Regions from separate parts of the Homo sapiens genome. Here region 2 is linked to region 1. The links are chromatin loops, found by intact Hi-C in ENCODE. Cell type or tissue: PC-9. All regions are shown on one strand. Each heading gives the region's core, and the rest is flanking DNA. Links, peaks and the distances in the headings are about the cores only.

What was found. A loop is a pair of places that touch in the nucleus more often than their neighbours do. Peaks named below come from ENCODE experiments on the same cell type or tissue, not always from the same donor. Only the 100,000 strongest peaks of a DNase experiment are listed, where the experiment ranks them.
Region 2: a loop joins it to region 1, with 6 times the contacts of the local background. A loop is called at or near these places in 36 of 110 quality-filtered maps.

The regions. Positions count from the first base shown.
Region 1 is chr1:39,974,946-39,985,508 of GRCh38, reverse strand. No RefSeq gene overlaps it. Among named protein-coding and RNA genes, the nearest start is that of MFSD2A, 25 kb to the right of the region's middle. RefSeq lists an enhancer at 4,283-5,136. In PC-9, for the core only: no CTCF peak of the experiment used is centred there; DNase peaks (open chromatin) are centred at 3,388, 4,678 and 8,098; H3K27ac peaks cover 2,636 bases.
Region 2 is chr1:40,025,793-40,036,355 of GRCh38, reverse strand. The region is part of intron 2 of LOC105378669 (a long non-coding RNA gene); the gene reads left to right. Among named protein-coding and RNA genes, the nearest start is that of CAP1, 9.7 kb to the left of the region's middle. In PC-9, for the core only: a CTCF peak has its summit at 3,871 (motif pointing right); DNase peaks (open chromatin) are centred at 5,475 and 6,655; H3K27ac peaks cover 666 bases.

The sequences.
Region 1 (10,563 bases), core at 795-8,794:
TTTAAACACGAGTAAATCCAGGCAAGATCTGTGGCGGGGAAAGGGAACGAGAAAATAATACTAATGAGACTGTGGAATCTAAGATGTGTAAGATGATAAGTTAAAGGGCAATGAAAAGGTGATAGGGTCAATGGGTTGGATGTCATGAAGACGTTGACAAATTATTGGATTCAGAGTATTAGAGAGAGTGAGCCAGAAAGATAAAAGGTGACGGTCAAAGAATAGGATGTTTTTGTTTTTCTGAAACAGGGTCTTTCTCTGTCACCCAGGCGGGAGTGCAGTGGTGCAATCATGAGCTCAAGCAATCCTCCCGCATCAGCCTCCCGAGTAGCTGGGACCATAGGAATGCACCACCATGCCTGGCTAATTTTTGTATTTTTGTGGAGACAGAGTTTCACCATGTTGCCCAAGCTGGTCTCAGACTCCCGAGTTCAAGCAGTCCTCTTGCCTTGGCCTCCCAAAGTGCTGGAATTACAGTCATCAGCCACTGCGCCCATCGGCCTAGGAAGTTTTAAAATAATCAAAATACTAGCTTGAACTTTAAGATCAATGCAAATGTTTTCAAAATTAAAAATGTAGAGGTTTCATATAATTAATATGTGAATTTAGCAAGACTACTGGATATGAGATCAACATACAAATGTATTTCTTTATAATAGCAACAAAAAAATTAGAAAATGAAATTTACAAAAAATATCATTTACATCAGTATCAAAAATATCAAATACTTAGGAATAAATCTATTGAAAGATGTTTGAGATTTTAACCTGTGGCCAGGAGTGGTGGCTCATGCCTATAATCCCAGCACTTTGGGAGTCTGAGGTGGGAGAATTGCTTGAGCCCAGGAGTTGGAGACCAGCCTGGGCAACATAGCAAGACCCCACCTCTACAAAAAATGTAAAAAGAATCATAATAAATGTTCAAAGAAAAAAAAAAAGACCTCAACCTGAAACATTCTCTCTCTCTCTTTTTTTTTTTTTTTTGAGACAGAGTCTCATTCTGTTTTCAGGCTGGAGTGCAGTGGCGCGATCTCAGCTCACTGCAACCTCCGCCCTCCGAGTTCAAGCGATTCTCCTGCCTCAGCCTCCCGAGTAGCTGGGATTACAGGCGCCTGCCACTGCACCCGGCTAATTTTTTGTATTTTTAGTAGATATGGGGTTTCACCTTCTTGGCCAGGCTGGTCTCGAACTCCTGACCTTGTGATCCACCCGCCTTGGCCTCCCAAAGTGCTGGGATTACAGGTGTGAGCCACCGCGTCCGGCCCTCTCTCTTTTTTAAGAGACAGTGTCTCACTATTTTGGCCAGGCTGGTCTCAAACTCCCTGGCTCAGGTGATCTTCCTGCCTCAGCCTCCCAAGTAGCTGGGACTACGGGCATGCACCACCATGCCTGTTTCTATAAGACATTCTTGACATAAATTAAACACGACCTAAATAAATGGACAGATATTTCATGTTCATAAATTAGAAGACTCAATATTGTTAAGATGCCAGTTTTTTCCAATTAGTTCATAGATTCAGTGTAATTCCATCAAACTCCCAGCACATTCTGTGTGTGTATGTGTGTGTGTGTGTGTGTGCACACGCATACATTGACAAGCTGATTCCAAAATACATATGGACAATCCAAAAACCTTGAAGTTTGGCCAGGCATGGTGACTCATACCTGTAATCCCAGCACTTTGGGAGGCCAAGGCAGGCAGATCACCTGAGGTCAGGAGTTCAAGACCAACCTAGCCAATATGCTGAAACCCCCTATCTACTTAAAGTACAAAAAAATTAGCTGGGCATGATGGCGGGCATCTGTAGTCCCAACTACTTGGGAGGCTGAGGCAGGAGAATCGCTTGAACTTGGGAGGTGGAGGTTGCAATAAGCCAAGATCGCGCCATTGCACTTCAGCCTGGGAGAGAGTGAAACTCCATCTCAAAAACAAAACAAAACAAAACCTTGAAGTTGAAAGACTTACACTACCAAATTTCAACATTTACTATATAAATCTATAGTAATTAAGACAGGGGACTCTTGGAGTAAGAATAGCTGAGTAGATCACTTGAACAGGATAAAGAGTCCAGGGCCAGCCACGGTGGCTCATGCCTGTAATCCCAGCACTTTGGGACGCCGAGGCAGGTGGATCACCTGAAGTCAGGAGTTTGAGACCAGCCTGACCAATATGGTGAAACTCCGCCTCTACTAAAAATACAAAAATTAGCCGGGTGTGGTGGCGTGTGCCTGTAATCCCGGCTACTGGGGAGGCTGAGGCAGGAGAATTGCTTGAACCCGGGAGATGGAGGTTGCATTGAGCCGAGATCGCACCATTGCACTACAGCTTAGGCGACAGAGCAAGACTCTGTCTCAAAAAAAAAAAAAAAAAAAAAATAGAGTCCAAAAATGGACCTACACATATAGGTTCTTTTGATTTATGCCACTGTAATCAAGTAGGGGAGGGACGTCCTTTTAATAAAAGGTGCTGGAATAATTGGATAAGTACAGAGAAAAATAAACTCTGACCCTTAACTCACACTATACACAAAAATTAATTTGAGTGGATCATAGACCTAAATAAAAAAAGTATAAAACAACAATAAAACAACTTCTAAATAAAAACATAAGATAATTTTTTTGATATTGGGGTAAGTAAAGATTTCTTTTTTTTTTTTTTTTTTTGAGACGGAGTCTCACTCTGTTGTCAGGCTGGAGTACAGTGGTGCGATCTCCGCTCACTGCAACCTCCGCCTCCCAGGTTCAAACAATTCTCCTGCCTCAGCCTCCCGAGTTGCTGGGATTACAGGCATGCACCACCATACCCGGCTAATTTTTGTATTTTTAGTAGAGACGGGGTTTTACCATGTTAGCCAGGCTGGTCTCGAACTCCTGACCTCAGGTGATCCAGCCGCCTTGGCCTCCCCAAAGTGCTGGGATTACAGACGTGAGCCACCGCGCCCAGCCTCCTGAATGTAAATTATATCTCAATAAAACATTGAAAAGTAAGGAGTTTTTTGTTTATTTTTAATTACAAAAGCAAAATAAATGCTTGGTCTTTATAGACTACTAAAACAAGTATAACTAGAAGAATGACAGGCCTTGATCTCATTTCTAGGGACAAGATCTGTCTTCAAATTTATGCAGGTCTTCCATGGGACAAAGAGAAGGGTTGTATTGTGCAGATGCCAAAGAGAGGATCTAGAATCTGTGGGGACAAGCCACAAGGAGATAGCTTTCAAGATGAAGGAAACCTTTTTTTATGCCCTTCTCCACAAATGAAACAGGCTGCCTTGAGCCAAAATGAGCTGGCTGCCAAAGGCATGAGCAAGCAGAAGGCAGCCACAGGCATCCACGCATCAGGTGGGGTTGGATTAGACAGCCTAGGTCTCGTCCTCTGCCTCTGCTACTCCTTTAAGGAACAGCAAGGAGTAGAACAGCCCCTCCCACACTATGAGTTGTCCCTTTGTGTTAACAGAAATGGCCAAACCCATCTGCTGAAAGCCATAGATTGCTGGAGGACTAGCTCTGGAGTCTGAGCCCTGATGGCAGTGAAAAGGGAGGGAAGGACACAGGACAAAAGTCTTGGTTCTTAAGAAACGGACAGGCCAGGAGGTGGTTCACATCTGTAATCTCAGTACTTTGGGAGGCCAAGGAGGGAGGGTCACTTGAGCTCAGCAGTTAAGACCAACTTGGACAACATAGGGAGACCCTGTCTCTACAAAAAATAAAATAATTAGCTGGGCAAGGTGGCACGCCTCTAGTCCCAGCTACTCAGGATGCTGAGGCAGGAGGATTTGTTGAGCACAGGATTTCGAGGTTGCAGTGAGCCATGGTCACACTACTGTACTCCAGCTTAGGGGACAGAGTGAGACCTTGAAAAAAAAAAAGAGAGAAAGAAAAGAAAAAGGAAGAAAGGAAGAAGAAAGGGAGAAAGGGAGAAAGAACGAGAGAAAGGAAATAAAGAAAGAAAGAAAAGAAGGAACTGATAAATTTGGTGGGAAAAAATGGCCAGGCGCGGTGCCTCACACCTATAATCCCAGCACTTTGGGAGGCCGAGACAGGCAGATCACCTGAGGTCAGGAGTTCAAAACCAGTCTGACCAACAATGACGAAACCCCGTCTCTACGAAAAATACAAAAATTAGCCGGGCGTGATGGCGCACATCCCAGCTACTTGGGAGGCTGAGGCAGGAGAATTGCTTGAACCCAGGAGGCGGAGGTTGCAGTGAGCCGAGATCGTACCATTGCACTCCAGCCTGGGCAACAGAGTGAGACTCTGTCTCAAAAAAAAAAAAAAATTGGTTGGAAAACAAAAATAACTCTGAGCTAGGAGTGAGACAGATTCTCTCCTTCTGCCTGTGGCTGGCTGTGTGACCTTGTGCAACTTCCTTGTCCTCTCTGAGCCTGGAGTCTAGGCTGGGTAGTTCTTGGGCCTTCTCTGGTACTGACATCCTTTGAGGCCACACGGATGGCCACCTGGGCCAGATGGGAGTCACTGAAGGGGAAGGTACTGGGAGAGTGACTGCGGTGACTGTAGTGGCAGACAGGAGAAAGAGAGACTTTAGGACTCATTCCCCATCTCTTATGAAACACAGTAAGGGCAAACAGTCCTGCCCTTTCCTATTTCTCTGACCCTCAGTAGCCCTAGGACATCCCAGCTTCCTCCTACGCCACCCAGGCCCCCTTGGATCACCTTGGGGCAGGAATCCAGTCCACTCAACCCAGGCTAATTTAACAGGATTTCTACCAGACAAAGGGCAATTTCCTGGATGGTGAGCAGGCAGGGCTGGGCCTCTTTAGGGCTTGGGCCTCACCCCAGAAAGAGCCTTAAGCCACAGCAATCAGGGACTTCCTTGATTGCCTTGGAGATATAAGCCCCACGCAACCCTGCCCAGCTGCCCTGGAGGGAAAAAGGTAGGCTCTAGATCTTATCCAACACACCCAGTCCTAAACCTTCTCTGACTGCTACCTCCTGTCACTTTCTTCTCCTCTCTTCCCTGCCTCCATTCTTTTCAACATATTTATGACTCCACTTTGTGCTAGGCATTGTGTTAGATCCTGGATATACAAAGACTTGTGATCCAAGGTGGGTCCTGCCCTAGGAACTCAAAGACTAGAAGAGACATAGACATGTACAGTTGGTTCTTATGACTTGTATTATATTCCATACAGTCACCATGAACACTGAATTAGCAAATACTAGACCATTGTTCCTAGGGGAAATGGGAAATACAAAATTAGGTTCCTGAGAGCCTCTGATCATAATACTTTTTTTTTTTTTTTGAGATGGAGTCTCGCTCTGTTGCCCAGGCTAGAGTACAGTGATGATATGGCTCCGATGAGTGAAAAAACACCAGGGCTCTTGGTCCTCATGCCAGTTTAGATAAAATGACACGGACACACATGGAGTGGTTTTAAGGAACGGAGGGTTTAATAGGCAAGAAGGAAGGGAGAAGAAAGAAGGCAGAAGCTCTCTTGTACAGAGACGGAGGGAGGGGGGCTCCAAAGCCAAGAGAGGAGATCTCACGTGCCATGGATACTAACAAGGTATATGAAGAGGCTGGAGGAGGCGGTGTTTGATTTGCATAGGGCTCAGGGGATTAGTTTGACCAGGCATGTCATTCATGTAGCCCACAAAAAAAACTGGCCCTCCCACCCTAGCCTTTTAATATGCAAATACAGGGCACCATGATGTTCTACACACATGGAGATATGTGGGGGTGGCTATTTTGCCAGGCATATATGGGGCAAGGGCAAGAAGAAGAGGGCAGGAATCCCCATGTTTGGGTGGACCCAACTTCTAATGGCCTGCATTTGCGTATGAAAGGTTGCTGCCCAGGTCTAAGAGCCAGGGCTTTCATGCTAGACAAGAAATGTTTTTGGAGCTGCTTTGAAAATGAAAACTCTCCCAGGACCCCTTTTCCACTCTATCTGCCTAAAATAGCTTTTTTTTTTTTTTTTTTGAGACAGAGTTTTGCTCTTGCCCAGGCTGGAGTGCTATAGCACTATCTTGGCTCACCGCAACCTCCACCTCCCAGGTTCAAGCGATTCTCCTGCCTCAGCCTTCCCAAGTAGCTGGGATTACAGGCATGTGCCACCAAGTCTGGCTAATTTTGTATTTTTAGTAGAGATGGGGTTTCTCCATGTGGGTCAGGCTGGTCTCAAACTCCCGACCTCAGGTGATCCGCCTACCTCGGCCTCCCAAAATGCTGGGATTACAGGCGTGAGCCATCGCACCCGGCCTAAAATAACTTCTTAATAACTCCTACCACAGTGATGCAATCTTGGCTTACTGCAACCTCCACCTCCCAGGTTCAAGCGATACTCCTGCCTCAGCCTCCTGAGTAGTTGTTATTACAGGTGCATGCCACCGCGCCTGGCTTAAATTTTGTATTTTTAGTAGATATGGGGTTTCGCCATGTTGGCCGGGCTAGTCTCAAGCCTGTGACCTCAATTGATCTGCCCGCCTTGGCCTCCCAAAGTGCTGGGATTACAGGCATGAGCCATCGCACCTGGTCTGATCACAACACTTTTATTAAATGATCAATACATAACCATGTTTTACATGTGCTTCTATTTAAAGACACCTTATTTAATTGGTATTGTTGATTCATTGACATTGAACTCATTACAACTCATGCCTGAATGAAGCTTGTCTAACATATGTATTTTCTCTGTAAGGCACATCACGGCTGTCTTAGTCTATTTTCTGTTGCAATAACAGAATACCTGAGACTGGATAATTTATCAAGAAAAGAAATTTCTTTCTTACAGTTCTAGAGGCTGCGAAGTCCAGGAGCATGGTGTCAGCATCTAGTGAGGGCCTTCTTGCTACATCATAACATGGTGGAGGACAACACATGCAAAAGTGTTAGGTCAGGTCGCTCTTCCCCTCCTTGTAAAACCACCAGTCCCATCATAGAGGTCCCATCCTGATTATCTTATCTAATCCCAATTACCTCCTAAAGGCCCCATCTCCAATCAACATACAAATTTGGAGATTAAATTTCCAACATGTGAAATTTGGGGGACACATTCAAACCACAGCGACAGCCTTCTTGTGCTTAGAAACACTAGACAACACTTCAGCACTCTGTTTGGGGCAAGAAAAAGTATGAAAATGAAAAAACATGGCACTAAATAAACAACACCAAGTGAAAAAAAAGAAGGGCATCACTTTGCTCAGCCTCAGCTGGGAACATGCACATTAGACAACTTGAAATTTTTGCCACTCTGTGCATATCCATGAATGACCGTGAGTATTAATATGGGAGTTGGGAGTTAAGCTATGAGTACACAAAGGCATAAGAATAATCCAATGGACTTTGGAGACTCATGGGAAAGGGTGGGAGAGGAGTGAGGGATAAAAGCTACACATTGGATACTGTGTACACTGCTTGGATGATGGGTGCACAAAAATCTCAGAAATCACCACTAAAGAAATTATTCATGCAATCAAACACCATCTGTTCCCCAAAAACCTACTGAAATAAATAAAATAAAATAAAATAAATTAAAATAAAAGTTCAGGCCAGGCATGGTGGCTCATGCCTATAGTCCCAGCACTTTGGGAGGCTGAGGTGGGTGGATAACTTGAGGTCAGGAGTTCAAGACCAGCCTGGCCAATACAGTGAAACCCCGTCTCTACTAAAAACACAAAAATTATCCAGGCATGGTGGCAGGTGCCTGTAATCCCAGCTACTCGGGAGACTGAGGCAGAAGAATCGCTTGAACCCGGCAGGTGGAGGCTGCAGTGAGCTGAGATCACGCCACTGCACTCCAGCCTGGGTGACAGAGCAAGACTCCATCTCAAAAAAAAAAAAAAAAAAGTTCATAATAAAAAAATTAATTGTATTTCTATACACTAGCAATGAAAAAAATATGGGGGTCACAAATAAATGTTAGCAAGTAGACAAATTCATAAATATGGAATCTGTGAATAATGAAGGTTAACTGTGTTCTGCTCTAGGAGATCCTGGAGGAATCTTTGACTCAGGTTGGAAGCATCAAGAAAGACTCCCAAAGAGATAATACTTTAGCTATGTCCTGAAATACAGGGAGGTCCATGCAGGTGGCCCATGACCAAAAACTAAGTTATGTGGTTTGACAAAGAATTATTTCATTCTTATTCAGAAGCATTTTGTTGTTCTCATAAATGAGGTCACCTCTTTCACTGTATCTTCTAAGTCAACACTGAACAATAGAACTTTCTGCAATGATTGAAATGTTCTGATACAGCATATTCTATAATACAGTAACCAACAGTCACATGTGGTAATGAGACCTTAAAATGTGATTAGCGTGATTGAGGAATTGATTTTTAAATTTATTTGATTTCAATTATGTGGGATATGATGAGGTTTCTCTTCAAATAGCCTGATCAATCCTTTATTCTTTAATTTATAGTACCCCCCTACCCACCCCTTTTTTCTTTTTCTTTTTTTTTCTTCCTTTCTGCTTTTGTTACATGCCCAGACACGCCACAGTACCAGGCGTTATCAGTACCAGCTCACATTCCTTTCCTTATTTGGAAAGAAGACTAGCTCTCTCGCTTATTGCAGATACCCCTCTCCCTTTCCCCTCTCTCCCTTACATGCCCACCTTATGTAAAAAAAGTTCAAATGTTTAGCCAACCAGGATTAGTTTAGAGTGTACGACCCGATCCCAGCCAATGGGAAAAGGGTACAGGGGCAGGACTTGCGTCAGGAATAAAGGCTCTTGTGCTCCATTGTTCAGGTGTGCTCTCATGGCGACTGGCCAAGGAGAAGCACCCCTCTGCGCAGAAGTAAAATTGCTTTGCTAAGAATCCTGTGTTTGAGTGTTCAATTTCCTTAGGATTTTGAACATTATTCCCAACAATTCGTTTTAAATTTAAAATTAAATAGGCAATGTGGTGTGGTTATTACATTGAACAATGCAATTTAGCTTAATGCAGTTTGTATATATGAAGGGGATTGATTTTTGTGTAATAATTTTATACCCTTTTTCCTTACTGAGACTTCTCATCGTTTATAGTAGTTTTTCAGTTGATTCACTTGGGTTCTCTTGGAATACAAACATGTCATTGACAAATAAAGATAATTTTACCAGGCCGGGTGCAGTGGCTTACTCTTGTAATCCCATTTGGGGAGGCTAAAGGCAGGTGGATCCCTTGAGTCCAGGAGTTCAAGGCCAACCTGGGCAACATGGTGAAACCCTATTTTTAAAAAATGTATAAAAACAAAAATAAATAAAATAAAATTAAACATTTTACATATATCTTTCCAATTTTTATTTCTTTTTCTTGTCTAATTACATTATCTAATGCAATTTATATTGCTTGTTTATATTGGCCAATGAAATGTATAGTGGCTGGGCGTGGTGGCTCATACTTGTAATCCCAGCACTTTGGGAGGCCAAGGTGAGCAGATCACCTGAGGTCAGGAGTTCAAGACCAGCCTGACCAACATGGAGAAACCCCGTCTCTATTAAAACTACAAAATTAGCCAGGCATGGTGGCGCATGCCTATAATCCCAGCTACTTGGGAGGCTGAGGCAGGAGACTCGTTTGAACCCAGGAGGTGTAGGTTGCAGTGAGCAGAGATCGCTCGCCACTGCCCTCCAGCCTGGGCAACAAGAGCGAAACTCCATCTCAAAAAAAAAAAAAAGAAATGTTGTATAGTAGTAGTGGTGATAGTTTGTAGGCTTGTCCCTGACAGTGGAATTCCTAAGTGTGATTTCTTCCCTATTTATATGAAAATGTTGCAAACAAGTGGCAAATGAATTTTTTTGGCCTCCAAACTTGCTCATGTTTGCTGTGTTTAGAAGTCCTACTCATTGTTTCCCAAGATAGAAATCTAGGCATTGCCGGGCTCCATGGCTCACACCTGTAATCCCAACATTTTGGGAGGCTGAGGAGGAAGGATCGCTTGAGCCCAGGAGTTCGAGACCAGGCTTCGCCACATAGCAAGACCTTATCTCTACAAAAAATCAAAAAATGAGACAGGAGGATCGCTGAAGCTTGGGAGGTGGAGGCTGCAGTGAGCCATGATCGTGCCACTGCACTCCTGCCTGGGCGACAGTGAGATGTTCTCTTAAAAACGAACAAACAAAAAAGAAATATAGGCCAGGTGCAGTGGTTCATGCCTGTAATCCCAGCACTTTGGGAGGCCAAGGCGGGTGGATTACAAGGTCAAGAGATCAAGACCATCTTGGCCAAGATGGTGAAACCTCGTCTCTACTAAAAATACAAAAATTAGCTGAGCGTAGTGGCACTCGCTTGTAATCCCAGCTACTTGGGAGGCTGAGGCAGGAGAATCACTTGAACCCAGGAGGCGGAGGTTGCAGTGGGCCAAGATTGTGCCACTGCACTCCAGCCTGGCGACAGAGTGAGACTCCAGCTCAGAAAAGAAAAGAAAAGAAGAAAAGAAAAAGAAATATAGACATCACTTTCATACTCTCTCCCCCTCTCCCTCTCCATCTCAATTATATCCAGTCCTACCAGCTGCCAAATCAGTCCTTTTCTATCTCCACTGCCTCCACTCGTCTTGTACTCATCAATACCACTCATCCTTGGAACATTACATGAGAAGCCTCTTCATTCG
Region 2 (10,563 bases), core at 1,825-9,824, 50 kb before region 1:
GTCTGTTTCCCTGGCAAAGGCCATCAGAAAGCAAAATAAGGTCTAAAGTGTCAACATACTGGATGGTGCCACCAGAACTACTACTACTGTCCCCATCCCCAGAAAGTTTTCCCACAGTTCCTGCTTCTTTGTATTGCTAACTTTTTTTTTCTTTTTTTTTTTTTGAGACAGAGTCCTGCTCTATCACCCAGACTGGAGTGCAGTGGCATGATCTCAGCTCACTGCAACCTCCACCTCCCAGGTTCAAGCGATTCTCCTGCCCCAGCCTCCAGAGTAGCTGGGATTATAGGCACACACCACCATGCCAGGCTAATTTTTGTATTTTTAGTGAAGGGGGGTTTCACAACATTGGTCAGGCTGGTCTCAAACTCCTGACCATGTGATCTGCCCGCCTGAGCCTCCCAAAGTGCTGGGATTACAGGTGTGAGCCACCGTACCCGGCCTTCTTTTTTTTTTTTTTTTTTAAGACAGAATCTTGCTCTTAGCCAGGCTGGAGTGCAGTGGTATAATCATAACTCACTGCAGCCTTTAACTCCTGGATTCAAGTGATCCTCCCACCTCAGCCTCCGGAGGAGTACCTGGGACTACAGGCACATGCCACCATGACTAGCTACTTTTTGTATTTTTTGTAGAGCTGGAATCTTGCTATGTTGCCCAGGCTGGTCAGGAACTCCCGGCCTCAAGCAATCCTCCTGCCTTGGCCTCCCAAAGTGCTGGGATTACAGGCATGAGCCACTGCACCTGGCCTGTATTGCGACCTTTGGACTCAAAGTTAGGCCAGGTGTGGTGGCTCATGCCTGTATTCCCAGCATTCTGGGAGGCTGGGGTGGTAGGAACACTTGAGCCCAAGAGTTCAAGACCAGCCTAAGCAACATAGTGAGACCTCATCTCAAGGAAAAAAATTTTAAATAAAAAAACCCACAAAAGCAAAATTGGGCCTGTGCCCTTGGCTGTAAATGAGACCAAATAAATCAGTTACGAATGTGAATGCTTTTGCCCACAGATAACAGAAAACTTGACTGTAGTCACCTTTTTAAAGTCAGTTTTTCTCACATACAAGAAAAATGAAGGTAGGCAGTTTTACTGGCTCAGTAATGTCAGAGCTGATATTTCTGCAATTCACTTCACCTTACCCTTGTGGTTGCAAGTTGGCTGTTGCAGCCCTAGTGCCATCAAATCAGGTTTAAGGGACAAGGAAAGAGGAAGGGGAATGTGCAGCGTTTGAAATGGGAAAGCTGACATTTTCTAAGGAACCCACAAAGCATACCCTGCTTCCTGTCTCATAGCCAGATCTAACAGCAAATACTTCAGCTTGTTTGCCCCTGAGAGGAACACAGATGCATTTCACGGTGTTTTTGAGGGCCCCTAGAGGGCCTAAGCCCAGTTATCCATAGCAGTAACCACTCATTAACAAACCCAAGTTAGCTTTTCTCCTTTCCCTAACTTACTTGTGTTAGGGAATCCAAATTAAAGAGAATGGAATTGGCTGAGTCTGCTACACGCGGAAAGTGACAGTGAGCACTGCCAGCTTTGATAGTGTAAGGTGCGTGCTCACTGTCTTGTCTCTCTGTCTCTTATGTTTGGGATATTGTCCAAACATACAAAGGGGTTACAGATTCTGAGTGTACAATAAGAATGATAGGTGTCCACTATAATAAACACTTGTGACTGCCTGACATCGAAATACACCCTTCTTTCTCTACTTACACTTCAAAAAACAAAACAAAACTCCAAACTGAAACAACCCTCCCTTTTATAACCTAAATTGTACTCACTATACTCACCTTCTACCCCCCAAAAAGAAATTATCTCAAATCCTCATCAGTAACTTCATCCAGCAACAAGTCCAGGATCTCTGAATCATGTTCATTCTTTCTCCAGTTCATAATAATCCTGCCTCAATAGTCTGTATGGACTGAACTTTATTTATTTATTTATTTATTTATTTATTGAGATGGAGTCTCACTCTGTCACACAGGCTGGAGTGCTAAGGCTTGATTTCACCTCACTGTAACCTCTGCCTCCCAGCTTCAAGCGATTCTCCTGCCTCAGCCTCCCGAGTAGCTGGAATTACAGGCGTGTGCCACCATGTGGACTGAACTTTAAAGTTAACCACTATAACGTGCCACACCCTATATATATTCATGGGAGAAAGGGAAATGAAAGGAGAAGAAAATTCAATACAACATGTAGATACTTAACTGGCTTGGCGAAAAACTTTCTGTAACTGATCACAAAGCCTTAGTTATCTTTGACTTCATATATCCACTACCCATTCTATATCTTCTTTGTCTTCAGCCAGCACCTCAGTTCACTAGTGTCATAGAGATGGAAAGAGAAAGAGGCATGAAGAAGGCATGCCACTGTCCTAAACATCCTGATCTAGAAGTGGGAAATATTAATTTCACTTACATTTCATTGACTAGAACTTAATCATATAGCTTCTGTTTGGGGCTATAACTGAGTTTCCTATAGGTGACCAAACCCTCTTTCTTGTGGGATTGGAGACCTTGGTGGTCCATCCTGTATAATGTTTTCACAATTTTCCATTAATTTTTAGCACCGGATTTAGAAGAAGTAGGAGGTACCCCTAGTATTCTTTGGGTTATATGCATAATCCTACAAGCTATTGTATAGTGACATTTCTCTTTTACCTTGAAAATAGACCCATTTACCTGAGCTAACCATCATAACCGGTGCAGGTTAAGTTTAACATCAGGCTGTCCATGGGAGATAGCCCTGATTTGTAGCAATTGGCAACTTTTGTGGTGTAAATACTCTCACTACAATCAATTGCAAGCTACCAAGGTTATGTCACTGAATGTAGAGTTGAGAAAAATGCACTGTGGTATGCAGAACTATTGTGCTCCAAAGGTGTGCACATCCTAATCTTTGGGACCTGTGACTATCTTACCATAAATGGGAAAGGGGACTTTGCAATGTGGTTAAATTAAGAATCTTGAGATGAGGAGATTATCCTAGATTATCCAGGTAGGCCCATCCAGGTAGGCCCAATGTAATCACATGGATCCTTGTAAGGGAAAGAGGGAAACAGGAAAGTCAGAGTCAAGAAGCTCAGAAGTCAGACAAAGCTCAGAAGTCAGACGAAGCTCAGAAGAAGCAATATTACAATGAAAGCAGAGGTCACAGTGATGTGACCAAGGCCACATTTTCCCCTAGAGCCTCCAGAAGGAGCACTGTTGAGCTGTGGCGTGGGGGCAATGGTATTAAAAGGATAATGGTATCGGCTGGATTTGTTAATGGCTTCTGAAGTCTTGAAAAAAGAAGTAAGATCTGGCTGGGACAGGTGGCTCACTCCTGTAAACCTAGCACTTTGGGAGCCCGAGGTGGGTGGATAACCTGAGGTCTGGAGTTTGAGACCAGCCAGGCCAACATGGCAAAACCCCATCTCTACTAAAAATACAAAAATTAGCTGGGCATGGTAGCACATGCCTGTAATCCCAGCTACTTGGGAGGCTGAGGCAGGAGAATCTCTTGAACCCAGGAGGCAGAGGTTGCAGTGAGCCGAGATCACACTACAGCACCCCAGCCTGGGTGACATAGTGAGACCCCCATCTCAAAAAAAAAAGAAGTAAGATCATGTTAATTATCAACTCCAGTATGGAAGTCAACTCTGGCTGGAGTGATACACTGCACAATTATATATTTATTTGCTTCTCCTTCATCAGCCACTTCTTTCTGTCGCTTTCCCTGACTTCTCTGCTGCATATGCCAGTTCCTAAAAGTCCAGTCTTAGTTATTATCTTTATTCCAATGCCTCTCTGGTATGTCTGCTATCCTTTTATGTAGCTTTAGTTTCTAGAACATCTTGCTTCAACTCCGCTCAATAACATTGGACAATGTGCCAGTGAGTCACCACAAGATGGCAGCCTTGCTAATTTTGGCTGCACTGAATTCAGTTATTCATTCCTTCAAGTTGGACGGATAGGGGAGGTTCTGAATAAGACTTTAATCTTACTTATTTAACATTTCTTGAGAGCTTGCTCAATAATGGGTCTTTTAACATATTAGTGTTTTGTCTTTTAATGGTGAAAGCTAGGATTATCCCCTTTGCAGATTAGAAAACTGAAGTTGAAAATGATTAACTTGTTCAAAGTCAGGACCTAGATTTGAAACCAGAGTTTTCTGAGTCCAGAGCCAGTGTTCTTTCTATTACATAACTGAATCATAAGCTGCAACAGTATTGTTTAAGGTTTTTTTTTTAAATTATAAGTAACAAGCTGGGCATGGTGGCTCATGCCTGTAATCCCAGCACATTGGGAGGCTGAGGCTGGCGGATCACTTGAGGTCAGGAGTTCGAGACCAGCCTGGCCATCAAGGTGAAACCCTGTCTCTACCAAAAGATACAAAAAATTAGCCAGGCATGGTGGCTTGCACCTGTAGTCCCAGCTACTCGGGAGGCTGAGGTGGGAGGGGAATTGTTTGAACCCGGGAGGTGGAGGTTGAAGTGCAGTAAGCCAAGATCATGCCACTGCACTCCAGCCTGGGTGACAGAGTGAGACCCTGTCTCAAAAACAAAACAAAACAAAATAAAATTACAAGTAACAGAAAACCAACTTGAGCCAGTTTAACAGCAACAACACAACAAAGTATTTGCAGTACCTCATGGAAACTTGGGATAGAAATGATGCCCTGGCTTTAAAAGAGAGAACAGAGATAGGGATTGGAAAGCCTTCAAGGTGTGGGGGAAGAAAGAAAGAAAAATGGGGAAAGGAAAGGGAAAGGAAAAGCTGGGGAGGCCCAAGAGATTAAGTTCTGTCCCATCCCCCATTTAACTAGACTGGCTTCATTTTAATGCATTTTACGTATCAGGGCCCCATGCAATGTATTTACTTGAAAATTAAGGATTCACTACATTATTATTATTATTGAGACAGAGTCTTGCTCTTTCACCCAGGCTGGAGTGCAGTGGTGCTATCTTGGCTCACTACAACCTCCATCTCCCAGGTTTAAACGATTCTCCTGCCTCAGCTTCCCAAGCAGCTGGGATTACAGGCACATGCCACCATGCCTGGCGAATTTTTGTATGTTTTATAGAGATGGGGTTTCACCATGTTGGCCAGGCTGCTCTCGAACTCTTGGCCTCAAGCGAGCCATTCGCCTCAGCCTCCCAAAGTGCTGGGATTACAGGTGTGAGCCACCATGCCCAGCCCTAGGGATTTTTTTTCTAATTGTTCACTCTAATAAGTAAAATTATAATGAATATGTTATCATGTTGCCATAGGCAGTACATGAAATCATAAAGTAATTCCATTTCCCCTGACTCTTACAAGTTTTCTTAGGGGAGCATGGGGGTGGGTGTAGTCACAGACAGTTCTGGCCTGTGGCCAAAGTCCAGTGCTACTTAAGTCTTCCCTCGCTGTGCCCTAAGACCGCAAATATTTAGTAAGCATCTAACTGCATGCCAGGCACTGCTGAAAACTGTGGATACAATGGTGAATAAAACAGGCACAGTCTGTCATCTTGGAGCTAACAATCTAGTGACAAAGACAGACACCAAACAGATACTGTACTAAATAATTACAAGAATCATAAGCAAAGTGCTGCCAAACAGAAGTTCAGAAGTATAAGGAAACACATAACAGGGCGAGCTGATTTAATCTGGAAGGATTAGGGCAGGATGCCCTGAGGAAATGCTATTTAATATGAGATCTGATGGATGAGTATGAATTAGCCAGACAACAGAATAGAGCAGAGAGGAAAAGTATGAAGTCCCAAAGGTGAGAGACAGCATGGTAGGTTCAAGGAATTGAGAAAAGATTAGTGTGGTTGAGCACAGAGAATAAAAGGAAATGAGATGAGACTGAGGCAAAATAAATAGCAGGGTCCAGATCATGCACAACCTGTGTGTTATATTAAAGATTTTGAAATCTATTCCAAGGGAAGTCACTGAAGGACTTTAAACTGAGAACATGCACGGTCCTATTTGTGTTTGAACAAGAACATTCTAGCCATAGCATGAAGAAGGGCCAAAGTGAATGCAAGGAGGCCAGAGAAGTTAGCTGTTGAAGAAGTCCAGGCAAGAGATGATGATGGCTTGGACTGCAGTGGCAGCAGTAGGGATGAAAAGAAGTGGACAGATTTAGCCGGGCGCGGTGGCTCACGCCTGTAATCCCAGCACTTTGGGAGGCCAAGGTGGGCGGATCACCTGAGGTCGGGAGATCGAGACCAGCTTTATCCGCAAGGAGAAACCCTGTCTCTACTAAAAATACAAAAATTAGCTGGGCATGGTGGTGCATGCCTGTCATCCCAGCTACTCGGGAGGCTGAGGCAGGAGAATCGCTTGAACTTGGGAGGCAGAGGTTGTGGTGAGCCAAGATTGTCCATTGCACTCCAGCCTGGGCAACAAGAAAGAAACTCCGTCTCAAAAAAAAAAAGAAAGAAAAAAGAAAAAAGGAGTGGACAGATTTGAGAGTGAGTGATCTAGGAGGTGGAAATGACGGAAGCTAGTGACTGATCTTTTATGGGTGTGTGTGTGTGTATGTGAGAGAGAGGGAGTAGTCAAGTGGACTTTTAGTTCTCTGGTTTGAGCAGCTGGGTGGATAGTATTTCCTTACAGACACTGGGAGCACTAGAGGATGAGGAAGTTGATGGTAAAAGGTGATAAGTTCTGTATGAGACATGTTCAATTTAAGGTGTCTATGAGATTTCCTGAATACGCAGGACTGAAGTTCAGAAGGCAAGTCTGGCCAGAAGGTGTGGACTTAAGAGTTCCAAGATTTTTTTTTTTTTTTTTTTGAGACAGAGGCTTGCTCTGTCACCCAGACTGGAGTTCAGTGGCACAATCTTGGATCACTGCAACCTCTGCTTCCAGGGTTCAAGCAATTCTCATGCCTTAGCTGCCCCACTCTCACCCCCAGTAGCTGGGATTACAGGTGCATGCCACCACGCCCAGCTTTTTTTTTGTGTGTGTGTGATGTAGTCTTGCACTGTTGTTCAGGCTGGAGTGCAATGGTGCGATCTCAGCTCACTGCAACCTCCACCTCCCAGGTTCAAGCGATTCTCCTGCCTCAGCCTCCTGAGTAGCTAGGATTACAGGTGCCCACCATGCCCAGCTAATTTTTGTATTTTTAGTAAGATGGGGTTTCACCATGTTGGCCAGGCTGGTCTCAAACTCCTGACCTCAGGTGATCCGCCCACCTCGGCCTCCCAAAGTGCTGGGGTTATAGGCATGAGCCACCGCACCTAGCCCTAATTTTTGTATTTTTAGTAGAGACAGGGTTTCACCATGTTGGCCAGGCTGGTCTTGAACTTCTGGTCTCAAGTGATCTGCCCACCTTGGCCTCCCAAAGTGCTGGGATTACAGGCATGAGGCACTGCACTTGGCCGTGGAGTTCTAAGATTGAAAGAGTACAGAGTGAGGCAAGAAAAGGGTCAGCCAGAGCTCTGCACAGAGCTATACAAAGAGTTAGAAGCCAGAAAAGAAGATTGAAAAGGAGCAATTAGAGAGTTAGCAGAAAGTCAGAAAACTACATGGTCCAAAAAAGCCAAGGGAAGAAACATTTCAAAAAGGCAGTGGATACCTGTACTAAATAAAATAGAGTGATCACATAAAAAGGATTAAAAAGTATCCATTGGATTTTAAGACATGGTGGCCTTTGGCGATATTTTCAGAAGCATTTTTTGCAGACTGGTAGTAGGCAGAGACTAGATAAAGTGTAATGGGAAGTGGGAGGTGAGAAAAGGGGGAGAGCAGTGTAGGTTACGCTTAAAAATTTTCCTCTGAGAGTGGACAAACAAAAGCAGTTGAAGGGAAACTTATTAACCCAGCTCTTCAAGCTAAATATTGAAGAGTTGAATTTGATTCGACTCTTCTATTCCTCTTATGTCCCGTTTCCAATATATGAGCAAAGACCATTGGCTCTAACTTCAAAATATATTCTGAATCTCTCTACTTACTCATTTTCTTCACTGCTACCTACTCCAAGCTACCATCATCTCTTGCCTGGACTATCTTAAGAGCCTCTCAATTTATCTAATTGATCTATCTCTGCCATTTGTTTCCTACATATCAAATATATGAATTAACGAGGCAACTTATTTGCCTCCTATACACATCCTACATACAATGGTGGGAAAGGCTAGAGTTGCTCTACAGTTGCTCCCATGGCTAGAGTTGCTCTAGAGTTGCTCCCCTTCAAAACAAGGGAAAATGGGAGGCATACAGCAGAGACAACTCTGAAATCCAACTGATGTAGGTTGATTAGAGCTTAGTCCAATTGCCGGAGAGTTGTTCATTGTGGTTTCAGCTCCAATATCTGGGCTCTTGGTTACACTCTGAATCATCCTTCCTTTTCTATAAGAAAATTGAGTTTGTATCTGAGTAGCCTTCTCAGCCTGATTCCTCCCTATAAAAGGCATCTTTCCATTTTGTACTGTCTATGTCCCCATTAGTCCTAGCTGATAGATGCTTCTGCCAGAGCAATTCTCTTAGAAGCTTTGTGGGTTCCTTATGCATGAATTTATTATCCACTCCAACAAAAGCTACTCTCATAAATCTCTTTGAGATAAGCACTTCCTTCCCTTGAGAGACTGCTCCAAAATGTCCTTAAGATCTTTGGAGAGACTTTTTTTTCTATCAGATGGATTCTATAAAGCATCCTATAAAGCATTCTATAAAGGTCTTAACCTTTAACTTCTTTTTTAGATAATATTTTCCTGACAGTGTCTTGGATTTTACTTCTGCCCAGAGCCATTTCTTAACTTTAGAATCATTTACCATCTGGAGAGGCTGACAGTGAAAACAGTTTTATTTTCAAGCCAAGCCAAGTAAGTCCTGGTCCTAGATATAGATATGTGTGTGTGTGTGTGTGTGTATATATATATATATATATACACACACATATATATACACACATATATATACACATATATATACACATATATATATACACACACATATATATCAGCTTTATTGAGATATAATCCACATACCATACAAGTCTCCCATTTAAAACATACAATTCGATGTTTTTAGTATATTCACAGAGTTGTACAACTTTTACCATGATCAATCTTAGAACATTTTTATCACCCCAAAAAGGGACCTGGTACCCATTAATGGTCATACTCTGTCCCCCCTCACCCCTGCCACCTCTGTCTTAGTCTGTTTGTGCTGCTACAACAAAATACATGAGACTGAATAATTTATAAATAGTAGACATTTCTCACAGTTCTAGAGGCTTGGAAGTCCAAGATCAAAGCACTGGTGTTTGGCATCAGGTGAGGACCTTCTCACATGGCAGAAGAGATGGAACCCACCAACTCAAGCCCTTTTATAAGGGCCTTAATGCCATCCATGAGGGCTCGGCCCTTATTAGTCATCTCCTAAAGGCCCCACCTCTTAATACTATTACATTGGTGATTCAGTATCAACATATGAATCTTGGGGACACATTCAGAACACAGCACCCCACAACTCTCCCTGCCCAACCATAGGCAATCACTAATCTACTTGTCTCTATAGATTTGCCTATTCTGGGCATTTCATATGTTAAATAAAATGTATGGTCAGGCACAGTGGCTCACCTACCCAGCTAATTTTTTAAATTATCTGTAGAGATGAGGTCTTACTATGTTGCCCCGGGTGGTCTTGGGCTCAAGCAATCCTCCCTCCTCAGCCTCTCAAAGTGGTAGGATTACAGGTGTGAGCCACTGCACCCAGTCTTATAAATTGATTTTTTTTTTTTTTAAAAAAAGACAACTCAACCATCTGCAACAATAGGGGCTATGGTTCATCCCCCTAACCTCACTCATTCAGGTTTCTCCTCAGGAAGAGAGGCCTGTGAGAGCTGTAGAGGAACTTCTCTCCAATGATGTGGGGCAGGTGGATCTTGGCAGTGCAAGGGATGGGCTATGTGACCAAGGGGTGGACTGTGTGCACAATGTCTTACATCCACCTTCACAAAGAGAATCTGCTGTGAGGTGTAGAGGTAACTGCCGTACCTCTGGGATTTGCCACAGCATTCTTGCCAAGGCACGCTTTCCCTGGATTCATCCCAGCCAATGACCGAGCTCCAGGGCATACTACAGCTGGGCCATTTCTGCCTTATGTGGGACTCCTTCACTGGGCAATCAGCCTGGCCAAGAGTTTTTTCAGAGCTGCACTAACACTCGGAGCCTCTTCCTACCCAATCCTCCTTCTTTCCTTCTCTCCTCTCACGGGTGTCAGTCCTGCACCATGGCCTGAAGATTCTCCCTGTCTACTCCTGCTGCTTCTTATCTTTTCACTGCCATTTTCCACTTGAACTTTTTTCTTTTCTTTTTTTAGAGGCAGAGCCTTACTCTGTCACCCAGGCTGGAGTGCAGTGGCTCAATTATATCTCATTGTAACCTCGAACTCCTGGGCTCAAGCCGCCTCCCGTCCTCAGCCTCAATCTCTTGAGTAACTATCTGCCTTGAACTTGTGAGAGGACTCAAATTTATGCAGCTTTTAGCTGTTTCTAAGAAAAAGTTTGGTATGGGTGCTACCATAATGAAAGCCTAAAATGTGGAATTGGCTTTGAAACCACCTGGCTGACTGAGGCTGGAAGGACATTGAGG